Linked DNA regions of Homo sapiens: all the other regions are linked to region 2. A link is an interaction called in ENCODE POLR2A ChIA-PET data of the cell type or tissue named here. Cell type or tissue: PC-9. All regions are shown on one strand. Region 1 overlaps BICD1 (BICD cargo adaptor 1). Region 2 overlaps BICD1 (BICD cargo adaptor 1). Region 3 overlaps BICD1 (BICD cargo adaptor 1).

What was found. ChIA-PET counts read pairs that join two places held together with the same protein. Peaks named below come from ENCODE experiments on the same cell type or tissue, not always from the same donor. Only the 100,000 strongest peaks of a DNase experiment are listed, where the experiment ranks them.
Region 1: POLR2A ChIA-PET joins it to region 2 with 7 read pairs; 5 of 35 experiments call an interaction of 5 or more read pairs at or near these places.
Region 3: POLR2A ChIA-PET joins it to region 2 with 5 read pairs; 7 of 35 experiments call an interaction of 5 or more read pairs at or near these places.

The regions. Positions count from the first base shown.
Region 1 is chr12:32,240,899-32,244,898 of GRCh38, forward strand. The region is part of intron 2 of BICD1 (BICD cargo adaptor 1); the gene reads left to right. Among named protein-coding and RNA genes, the nearest start is that of BICD1-AS1, 140 kb to the left of the region's middle. In PC-9, no CTCF peak of the experiment used is centred here; no DNase peak of the experiment used is centred here.
Region 2 is chr12:32,114,015-32,118,014 of GRCh38, forward strand. All of the region lies in intron 1 of BICD1 (BICD cargo adaptor 1), which reads left to right. Among named protein-coding and RNA genes, the nearest start is that of BICD1-AS1, 8.6 kb to the left of the region's middle. In PC-9, no CTCF peak of the experiment used is centred here; a DNase peak (open chromatin) is centred at 1,887; H3K27ac peaks cover 3,224 bases.
Region 3 is chr12:32,249,295-32,253,294 of GRCh38, forward strand. The region is part of intron 2 of BICD1 (BICD cargo adaptor 1); the gene reads left to right. Among named protein-coding and RNA genes, the nearest start is that of BICD1-AS1, 140 kb to the left of the region's middle. RefSeq lists enhancers at 1-499, 3,149-3,488. In PC-9, no CTCF peak of the experiment used is centred here; no DNase peak of the experiment used is centred here.

The sequences.
Region 1 (4,000 bases), 130 kb after region 2:
AATTAATAGGATTCAGAAGAGTAGAGTTGATGATGTTCACCTCATTGCGATGTACTCACCCATTCATTTATTTTGCATTACCCTTCCTGCCTGGGGCCAGTCAGCAGAGGAGGGCAGTGAGTCACTCCAAGGTCAGACAGTATTATTACCCTCTTATTGTGATGGGCAAATCCACCATTAAGCTTCAGATTGAGAGAAACACCATTGAGTTGGCAAATGCTTTCGATGTGTACGTGCAGAAAGTCATATGTATCTACAATTTTCCAGACAGCGGCAAAGAGAAATGGAAACTCTGTGCTGTATTTTAATTGGCTGCAAAATGTTTCCTTCAGAAATTACCATTCCATTAAGCACCTACTCTGTGCAAACGCTTTGCAAACACTGCTGGGAATAGCTGCATGTATAAGGGCATGCCTACCTTTATTAGACTGTTCAGGGGAATAAAATGAAGTTACAATTTATTCTAATACTAGAATGCAGTTCTCTCCCCATGGACTGCACCTTTCAGGATAGTGGCCTGAATCAGAGCAGAAAACACCTGCTGGATATCCTCCAAGTACACAGTCTGATTAGTGCCCTCTGGGAAACATGGAGGCAGATACTACTTGGCTCTCCAGCCTAAGGGAAGTATTATTAATTAAAAACTTAAAGCCAGGTTCTTCTCTGTGTATGGTTATGCATGTCCTAGATGGCCTTGAAATTGATCTGTTCTCCATTAGCAATCTGTGAATTGTACTCCTGTCTGAAATTGAGTAGAGGTCAGAGCTATGAAGGTTGAATTCAACAAGAATTTTTATGAAGTATAACTAGAGTTAGTGCTCTGCTCTAACTGCTTTTGGAGACAGACTTTCCCCAGTGTATCCCATCAAATCACAGACTAAAAACAGTCTATTTCCCCTTATTCTTGGCCAGATAGGACCTAGGCACCTGAATTTTTTTTTAAACTAGATTTCCAGGAAATTTTATTGAAGGCTAACAGCATAGCATTTCATGTTGGATAAAGAAGATGCACAAGACGGGACATGGTAAGACACACCTGTAATCCTACCACTTTGGAAGGATGAGGCAGGTGGATCACTTGAGCTCAGGAGTTCAAGACCAGCCTGGGCAACATGGTAAGACCCTGTCTCTCCAAAACAAACAAACAAACAAACAAAAAAACAAAAATTAGCTGGGCATGATGGTGTGCACCTTTAGTCTCAGCTACTCGGGAGGCTGAAGTGGGATGATCACCTGAGCCCAGGGAGGTCAAGGCTGCAATGAGCCATGATTCCATCACTGCGCTCCAGCCTAGGATACAGAGTGAGACCCTGTCTCAAAAAAAAAAAAAAAAAAAAAAAAAAAAGGCCATATGCAGTGGCTCATGTCTGTAATCCCAGCACTTTGGGAGGCCAAGGCAGGTGGATCGCTTGAGGTCAGGAGTTCGAGACCAGCCTGGTCAACATTGTGAAACCAGTCTCTACTAAAATACAAAACAAATTAGCTGGGCATGGTGGCAGGCACCTGTAGTCCCAGCTACTAGGGAGGCCAAGGCAGGAGAATTGCCTGACCCCAGGAGGCGGACGTTGCAGTGAGCTGAGATCGTGCCACTGCACTTTAGCCTGGCCGACAGAGCGAGACTCTGTCTTAAAAGAAAAAAAAAAAATTCACAAAAGAAAAATTGTATTAAGTACAATTTAATATAATTTCTTACAAGTTTATTACCTAAAACTTTGCAAATAATTGAAGTTAGAAGCTTTGGATTTTGTTTTTAGAGCTTAATCCTTTTCTGTAAGTGGAAATCCTTTCCACTGGTTTATTTTCCTTTTGATTTTATTTTACTTTGACACCCTAAAGGTTTAGTGTTCCTGTTTTTAAATCTACTGATCGTTTCTTATGAGATTCCTTAGAGTGCCCTTTAAGTATGCACAGATTTTGCAAATGCATTCATTTTCTTATTTGCCAGGGTTTAACACTGGCTATGCACATGTTAGCTGAATAACCTTAGGCAAGTAAATTATCCTCTCTGGGCCTCGATCTTGTTAGCTATTAAGTGGGAATAATGACAATTCCTAACTCAAGGGTCTGTTGTGAGGATTAAATGAGTCCTTACATGTGACATACTTGAAATAGTACCTGGTGCAGAGTTAGGGCTGGGTGAGTGTTAGCTATTGTATTATTATTTCATTGCTGTTTGCATATATTTTTAAAATGTATTTAGGATTTTCTTTTTTTTTTTGAGACAGGGTCTCACTCTTTGCCCAGGCCGGAGTGCAGTGGTACGATCTTGGCTCACTGCAACCTCCACCTCCCAGGCTCAAGAGATCCTCCCATCTCAGCCTCCCAAGTAGCTAGGATTACAGGCACGCCCCACCATGCCTGGCTAATTTTTTTTTTTTTTTTTTTTTGTATTTTTGGTAGAGACAGGGTTTTGCCATGTTGCCCAGGCTTGTCCCAAACTCCTGAGCTCAAGCGGTCTGCCTGCTTTGGCCTCCCAAAGTGCTAGGATTACAGGCATGAGCAACTGCGTCTGGCCAGGGTTATTTCTTAGGGATAGCATTCCAGAAATATAATTAAAATTTATTGATCCAGAAATATAATTAAAAATAATTGATCAAATGGTAGAAGACTTTTTAAATTTATATTTCATCAATTTTACACATTTGTTAGGTTTTAATGTTTCTACTACTTGTGTGTGCCAAAAAATTATTGATTTTCTTAATCGTTTTCTATGAGTAGAAATCCTTTCCACTGGTTTGTTATTTTCCTTTTGATTTTATTTTACTTTTGACACCCTGAAGGTTTAGTGTTCCTGTTTTTAAATGTACTGATTGTTTCTTAGGAGATTCCTTAGAGTGCCCTTTAAGCAGAGAATATCTTTCCCTCTCCTTCCTCTTCCCTTCACTCTTCTCAAAACTATAAAAATATAATACTCATTTCTACCTGTTTTCGTGGCTTTTATACTTTCAATGTGTTCATCTACATGAGATTTAGTTTGATGTGTGGAACAGCAAGAGAGTTTAAATTAAAAATCTTCCCCTAAATGGCTAAATGTCCCAGTGCCATTTACAGTGTGGTACCCCTCCTGTAATAAGAATATTACATTCTTATCCGTATTAATTATTTCTTATTCAAACTTACCAGTGGCATTTAAGAAATCATTAGTTCAGTTGTTTATAGGTAAGAAGACTCATTCTTTATCTGCTATTTCAAAATTAAAATCATTGTCTTTCATAGATATTTTCTGAAATGAAATATGGAAAACAATTATTTTTACAATGAGACTTGGAAAAAAATCAATACTAAGTTTCTTTTGTATACAAGATAGCCAATAATACCTAGGCCTAAAACGTTCCAATCTAGTTTTTTGTCTGCTAATAGGTGCTCAGTATGACGGAGCTTTTCTTGAGGACCATTTGACCCTGTGTCTCTCTTTGCCTTTCCCCTTATGAAAATAAGCTGACCCCTACATCCAATCAAATCATCATAGCAAGGTTTTCATCATTTTTTATGGAATGTCAGCCTTGCCACCTGCTTGCCTGGTACCCAATACATATAATCTCTCTTCAGGCTGCAACACACAGCACTTGAGGCAGGCTGTCATTAATTGGAGTTACCTCCAATTGCCTACTTCTTATTCTATTCCTATCAAAAACCCAGCTGACAGGTACACAAGGGGCATAGCCCAAATTACATGTAATCCATAAATCTCTCCATTTTTTCTTAAGTCTTAGTTTTCTCTTGATATAGGATTTTTTTTTTTTTTTTTTGAGATGGAGTCTCACTCTGTCGCCAGGCTGGAGTGCAGTGGCACGATCTCGGCTCACTGCAACCTCCACCTCCTGGGTTCAAGCGATTCTCCTGCCTCAGCCTCCTGAGTAGCTGGGACTACAGGCACGTGCCACCATGCCCAGCTAATTTTTGTATTTTTAGTAGAAATGGGGTTTCACCATGTTGGCCAGTATGATCTCAATTTCTTAATCTCGTGATCTGCCTGCCTTGGCCTCCCAAAGTGCTGGGA
Region 2 (4,000 bases):
GCGCGCCACCACGCCTGGCTAGTTTTTGTATTTTTTTTAGTAGAGACAGGGTTTCACCATGTTGGCCAGAGTGGTCTTGATCTTCTGACCTCGTGATCCACCCACCTTGGCCTCCGAAAGTGCTGGGATTATAGGCATGAGCCACCGCGCCCAGCCTAATTTTTGTACTTTTAGTAGAGAGAAGATTTCAAACATGTTGCCCAGGCTGGTCTGAAATTCCTGAGCTCGAGCGATCTGCCTGCCTTGCCCTCGTAAAGTGTGGAGATTACAGGCATGAGCCATTGTGCCCAGCCACATAAGTCCTTTTAATTCATGTTTTCTTTGCTGGGGAAGCGTACATTGCATGATGGATTCAGATCCTCAACTTTCTTTTTTTTCTTTTTTTGAGATGGGGTCTCATTTTGTCACCTAGGCTGGAGTACAGTGGTGTGATCGTGGCTTACTGCAGCCTTGACCTCCTGGGCTCAAGCAATCCTCATGCCTCAGCCCCCAAGTAGCTGGGACTACAGGTGCACACCGCCATGCCTGACTAATTTTTGTATTTTTTTTGTAGACACAGGGTTTTGCCATGTAAGCCAGGTTGGTCTAGAACTCTTGAGCTAAGGACAGTCCGCCTGTTTTGGCCTCCCAAAGTGCTAGGATTACAGGCTAACTTTCAATTTAATAAAAAAAATTAATTTGTGCAATTGGTTGTTATTTTATAGAAGCCTAATTTCTAGAATATGGGATATAAACAATTTAATAATGTTTTCACCAGTTAGTTTGATTGCTTTCTAAATTAGGAAAAATGAAAACAAATAAACGATGGGCAAAAAAGCTGACTGGGGACAGTAAGGTCTAAGAAGGCAGCCTAAGTGGAAAATTAGCCCTTACTCACCATTTAGGGTTATGGGGGCTGGGAGCAACAGTCCTCACTGCTCACTGACTAATCTTTATCAATCTTATTTAATCTTTATTGAAGATGCATTAGCATTTTTAATTTAAGTGGGTTTTTTTCCTCTTTTCTTTTGGTGGGGGGTGTGGGCGGCGGGGGAGTTTCAATATGTTGACCAGGCTGGTCTTGAACTCCTGGCCTCAAGCGATTCTCCCTCCTCAGCCTCCCAAAGTGCTGGGATTACAGGCATGAGCCATTGCACCCAGCCTTTTCTATTTTTCATTTCAAGAGTTTGCTTTTTAAGAATTAAAATTGTGTAATTATGACAGTTTTTATTGCAGTACTCCAAGCTAGAGAAAAGCATATATAAATTAATAGTTTTCCCTTCTTCTCCCACAGTTCTGTCTCTGTTGTTAACACTTTGCTGAGTATTCTTCTGTACTTGTTTTAAATGTCTTTAAACATATAGGCAGGGTTTTTGTGTGTGTGGTGTTTTTGGTTTTTTTTTTTTTGCTGTTTTTCTTCCTTTGTTTTTATAAAAACAGGATCTTGCAGCCTGGTGTTTTAAATTTAGTAGTATGTCCTTTCAAAAGGCAGGTATTTACGAGACAAAGCTGCATTTTTAAAGCACTGGTGAAGTGTGAAGAAAATGAGACCGATTAGGGAAGAAAACCCGAGAAGCTCAGAGTTTGGGTGACCCTGGGGATGTGGGAAGGTGGTGAAAATGGTACCCTGAGGGTAGCATGGATGGTAAGTGAAAGAGGAAAAGGTGTAGGTTTGCATAAAAGAAACTGATGGAATTTGGATGCCCAATAGCAGACCCAGGGGAATGATACCAGGGGAAAAGATGGACAGTTTTGTGGGTAAATTAGCAGTGATTTTGATTCCTTGTCTTGTTAGCTGCTGATGGAGATACGTGTATCAGCATAATACCTGGCTAGTTTCCATGGCCGGCAAGAGCCAGTCCTGCAGTGTGACCACATCCTGTCCATTCTGGGTCTTGGTGGCAAGCCAGGATGATTCAGGCAGTTGGGCTTTATTACGTTATCCCTTCTTTGCCCTCTGAAAGCTGAGTTTTGAAATAGTTAGGATCTTATACAACATCTCAGATTCAGCATGCTGTGCAGGAGGTGGGGAGAAAAGGGTACAAAAGAGGAAAATGTTCAGTGAAGGTGTTATTACAATGGAGGGGAATATGAAAGTGGAAATTGATACCTTTTCCTCTTGGGATTTAATTAAGTCTATAAAATTAAGGTGTTGCAATACATAATGTCTATGATTTTTTTTTACCAGCTCTAAATCTCTGAGATGGCTGTGTTTTAGAGCTGCATGTTCTGCTTATTTACTGCCTGTCCTTTACATTTCAAATTCATTCAATATTTTTCCAAAGTACAGAATAGTTTTGCCTAGTTGCAGTAATTTTCACCTAGACTTCAGGGATCTTCCATCAACTCTTTTATGTATTTTTTCTCCTTTGTTTTTCCACTCTGGTCACTCAGTTCTAGCCAAGATAGTCCACCTTATTTTAGCACTTGTACTATGTCTCTGTCTCTGTCTGTCTGTCTGTCTGTCTGTCTCTCTCTCTCTCTCTCTCTCTCTCTCTTTCTCTCTCTCTCTCTCTCTATATATATATATATATATGTAATTTTGAGATGGAGTCTCACTCTGTCGCTCTGACTGAAGTACAGTGGTGCGATTACAGCCCACTGCAGCCTTGACCTCACAGGTTCAAGTAATCCTCCCACCTCAGCCTCCAGAGTAGCTGGGACCACAGGTGCACACCACTATGCTGGCTATTTTTTTTTTTTTTAACCTGATTTTGTTTTTACTGGAGGCTCAGGTGGCCCAACTAATTTTTAGAAATTATTATTTGCAGAGATGAGGTTTTGTTATGTTGCTCAGGCTGGTCTTGAACTTCTGGGCTCAAGTGATTCTCCCACCTCAGCCTCCCAAAGTGTTGGGATTGTAGGTGTGAACTACTGTGCCTGGCCTTCTACATTTTTTTTTTAACCATTTCATAGTTCCCTTTTTCTTTGAACACTTGGTCCAAACTCACTTTTCTTCTGGATTCATATTTTCTGATCTCACCTATTATGTTATAGAACTGATATGTTACGTTTGTTTTCATTGATGCGTCTGTACTTGGCTTCAGAGAGCAGAACAAGGCCCTGTGAGTCACTGGGAGCCAGATTTTGGATCAAAATAAATCACTTTCTGACAAGTGTAGTTGTCTAGTAATGGAATGAGGCAGTCTTCTTAGGAAGTAATGAATTCCCTGTCACCAAAAGGGAGAAGCTAGTGAGCCACTTGCTGAGAATACTCTATGGGGAGTTGTCCTTAGGAAGGGGTATATCTAGAATGATCTCTAAGGTTCATTCTTATTCGGATTTCTTTGATTTTTATCATTCCAGGTGTTCCAAATAATTTGATAAGTTTATGTTTTTTATACTTTTCCCACCACCAGAGCAGTGTTTCCAACATGGTTAAATTGTTCTGCTTTAATGTTTGGCATTTCACACTATTTGATGACTGTAAACATTTGGAATGTTTTCACAGTGTCTCAAAACTTTATTTTGATTTATGTTTTGCTTTATTTTCAGAAGAAAACTAATGGGTAATATAAAGCTTTAAGATGAGTGTATCTCTAAATTTGGAGAGCTTTCAGTGAAACTGTACATTTTGAAGCTACGTGGTTGCATTGAGGGAGGTCTACAGCCTCCAGAATCTTCTTTTTCACACACACGGGCACATGTGCATGTGCATGACTTTATATTTTGTCATTTACGCTTAGTCATATATATATATATATACACAAATATATATACACACACACACACACACACACACATATATATATATATATATATATATTTTTTTTTAAGACCATATTTCGCTCTCGTTGTCCAGGCTGGAGTGCAATGGCATGATCTCAGCTCACCGCAACCTCCACCTCCCAGTTTCAAGCAATTCTCCTGCCTCAGGCTCCCGAGTAGCTGGGATTACAGGCATGCACCACCATGCCCAGCTAATTTTGTATTTTTAGTAGAGACAGGGTTTCTCCATGTTGGTCAGGCTGGTCGCGAACTCCTGACCTCAGGTGATCTGCTCGCCTCGGCCTCCCAAAGT
Region 3 (4,000 bases), 140 kb after region 2:
AGCCCAAGGTGTACAGGGATCTCTTTACAACAGAACGTGTTCTTATATATGAGTTATTTGAAATAGCTTAATTATACCACTATACTGTCATTAATAATGGATAAATGTACTTCAAAGTAATTTATTAGTTTGTCTGTGAATATGTCTTTCCTTGTCTCTTTTCCCCCTTACCTAGAATGTAAACAAGAGAGAAGAGAACTCCAGATCTGATTTTCATGGAGGAAGGTGATACAGATCATTATGGCTGTAAGGGGAGGATTCTTGTGTTTCCCAGGTGTCCTGAAACCATTCACATGGAGCCTAAGTTAAAATGCTCTGGGTTCGGGAGTGTCTTCCTGGAGATCACTAAGGGCTTCAGGACTCCTTGAGATGGAGTTTTCTTTTCTCTCTCTCTCTTTTTTTTTTTTAGTATTTTAAAATGTATTTCGTTAATTAGCAGCAGTATGCCAAAGTTGTTCCATTATTATATTTTGTTCATTCTTTTGTACAAGTGTCTTCCAATGTGATTTGATAATGCCAACAATTTGCAAGTGATTTTATTGCAGCATGACTTTGGTTCCCAGGAATGCTGAAGCACAGGTCCTAGAACAGAGGCTTGAAAAGGAAATAAAAGGGATTTGATCATAAATGCTTCTGGGGTTGGCATACCAGATCATTTTGAGCTCAAATAGGAGACAAAAGAAAGGATGTTGGGAAAGCTGTATGGTGGAGAGGCTGAACTGTTGGAATGAAAAGACAAGAAGCATATTATTATGTTAATTCCAGCACCCTAGATCTGCAATGCTGAAAGGACTGCCAAAACTAAAGCTTGTCCTACACCACGTTCATCACAAAGAAATTCTGTTTAGACGTTGAGTTAAACTTTCTCAACTGTATTCAGTACAGGATTAAGTGGTTGAGATGGGCCATTCTGCAGTTACACTGTTTCCGTTCCAGTCTGGGTCTCCTCATGTATTAGCTGTGTGGACCTTGGGCAGGTAACTCCTTTGTGCCTCAAAGAAATGGAGATGACGATAATACCTACCTCAGTGGGGTTATTGTGAGGATAAAATGCGATTAATAGAAAATAATTAGAATGGTGCCTGGGATACATACTGCTCATTAAACATTGTATATTTTTATTATTAGTGCACTGTGCTATAATAGGATGGCTATCTAGAAAACATCATGCAATTTGTAATGCACATTTATCATCCAGTTAATTGAAAGAGGTAGTGATGGGACAGTGGTGGCAGACATTGAATGCTCAGGGATGAAAAATGAGACAGGTTTTATCTTGTTTTGTTTTATTTTTGCCTCTCATTAGGTATCCACCTACTTTTCAAAATTGTGTTATTTTAATCTTTATTGCATACAGACATATTCTCAGTAAATTGAGGCCACCATATGGAAGTGTAAGGATGAAGCCAGGCGCAGTGGCTCATGCCTGTAATCCTAGCACTTTGGGAGGCTGAGGTGGGCGGATCATTTGAGCCTACGAGTTCAAGACCAGCCTAGACAACATGGATAAATCCTGTCTCTACAAAAAAAATACAAAAATTAGCCAGATGTGGTGGCATGTGCCTATAGTCCCAGCTACTTGGGAGGCTAAGGTGGGAGGATTGCCTGAGCCCAAGGAGGTCGAGGCTGCGGTGAGCTGTGATCATACCACTCACTTCACTCTAGCCAGGGTGACACAGTGAGACCCTGTATCAAAAAAAAGAAGAAGTATAAGGATGAAATCATAAGCTTAGGTCCTAGTTCTTTTGAGTGAGTTAGAACCTATATAAAATTTTCTCCTTTTGGAATTTTATTTTTCTAATGTTTACCTCATTATTTTCTGACTATAATAGAAAATTATCCTTAAAGTTTGCCATTACAAAGGGAATTGTACTTCTTTAAAATGCCAATTAAAAATATCTTCTTGTTGTTCTTATATATATTTTTAAGTTATATATGCATATGTTAAAATATTTAAGTGAAATAGGAATGACATAAAAATAAAATCTTCCTCCTCACTACCTCAACCTCCAGTCCCATGCTATAGAAGTAAATACTTAAATTAGTTTGCTGTAACAAATTACCACAAACTTTGTGGCTTAAAGCAACACGAATCCATCTCATAGTTGTGTAGCTCAGCATTCTGAAATGCGTCTCACTGGGTGAAAAATTAAGGCATCAGCAGGACTGGTTTCTTCCTGGAGGCTCTAGGGAAGAATCTTTTCCTTGCCCTTCTCACGTTCTAGACCCCACTATTAACACTCATATATTGTTTCAGAAATGTTTAATGCTCCTTGATTTTTATCACCTAATTGTATATTTTCTAGAACTCTCCATTCTTTTATATACAGCTACATACTGTTCTACTATATGGATGCACCAGATGTTATGTGTCCAGCTCCCTGTGTTAATGGAGTCTTGGTTTATTTTCAAGTTTTTATTTTCATAAATTGCATCATAAATAATATCTTTATACTTTCATATTTATGCATTTTGACAAACAGATCCATGGGATAAGTTGTTCTTGGTGTAGTTTCCAGGTAAAGCAGGATGTACATTTACACTTTTGATACTTCTTTTTAAATTGCCTTCTCAAAAGACATCTATTATCTTTCCCTCCAGTGATGAGTAAGAGTTCATATTTCCACACGGTTTTGGGGCGCTCGGGAGTTTGTTTTTTTTACAAAACTTTTAAAACTTTACCACTATATATATAATATATTTATAATATATATTTATAATAAATATCATATATTTATAATATATATTTATAATAAATATTATATATTATATATTTATAATATATATTTATAAATATATATTTATAATAAATATTATATATTATATATTTATAATAAATATTATATATTATATATTACATATTATATATTTATAATAAATATTATATAATATATACTATATATTTTATATATATTATATATCTTGTATATATTATATATATAACTTCTCTTTTTACTTCGTTTCACTTGAGTTATAAATTTGCCATGTTTGGAGGTTTTCGATGGTCCTAGCAAACCAGTTTCCCTAGAAGCAACTTCCCTTCAGTCCGATTCACATCAAAGATGTGACTTCAATACCATCTGATGTTCAAGCTATTTATTTTAGCAGTGGTCTTACAAGTCGGATAGTGGGAGCAGGTGGGTGGCATGGGCCAGATTCAATCAGAGGTCAGATGACTGCCTGTCCAGGAGGGTCTCCATCTGGAGACTATTCTCAGAGTTTGGGAGATTCTTCCCATTTCTTCTACCTGCATTTAGTTCAGTCAATTATCAGGCGTTTCTTTCATAAGAGGAGGTTAAGCTAGTCTTATAAGGGTAAGCTTTGTTAAAGGTTTACGAGATTTGCATCCGTGATGAGGTGGCCTTATGTCCTGGAAATCCCTGGGCCAGCTTGGAAATCCCCAGGCCAGGTGGCCTCACGCTGCTAAGTGGCACATAGTGTCAGTCCTGTGAGAGCTTGTTAATGCCTTATAGCTATCATTAATCTTGTAGTCATGATATGTCTCCTATAGGATGCTACACAGTTGGTTTTAGCATTTTACTATCGTTTTGTTGTTGATTACTTTTGTTTTCTTTCGTTTTTTGTTTCTGTTTTTGAGACAGGGTCTTACTCTGTCATCCCGGCTGGAGTGCAGTGGCATGATCATGGCTCATTGCAACCTCTGCCTCCCGGGTTCATATGGAAGGCAGAGGATTCTCCCACCTCAGCCTCCTGAGTAGCTGGGACTACAGGTGCACACCACCGCACCCAGGTAATTTTTGCATTTTTTGTAGAGACTGGGTTTTGCCATGTTGCCCAGGCTGGTCTTGAACTCCTGGGCTCAAGCAGTCGGCCCGCCTTGGCCTCCCAAAGTGTTGGGATTACAGGTGTGAGTCATCGTGCCCAGCCAGCATCTTACTATGTTTATTAGCCATTTGGATTCCTTTTTCTTTGAATTGCTGCTTGTTAATATATTGGCCCTTTTTTCTGTTACATTATTAATAATGCCAGGAATTATGCT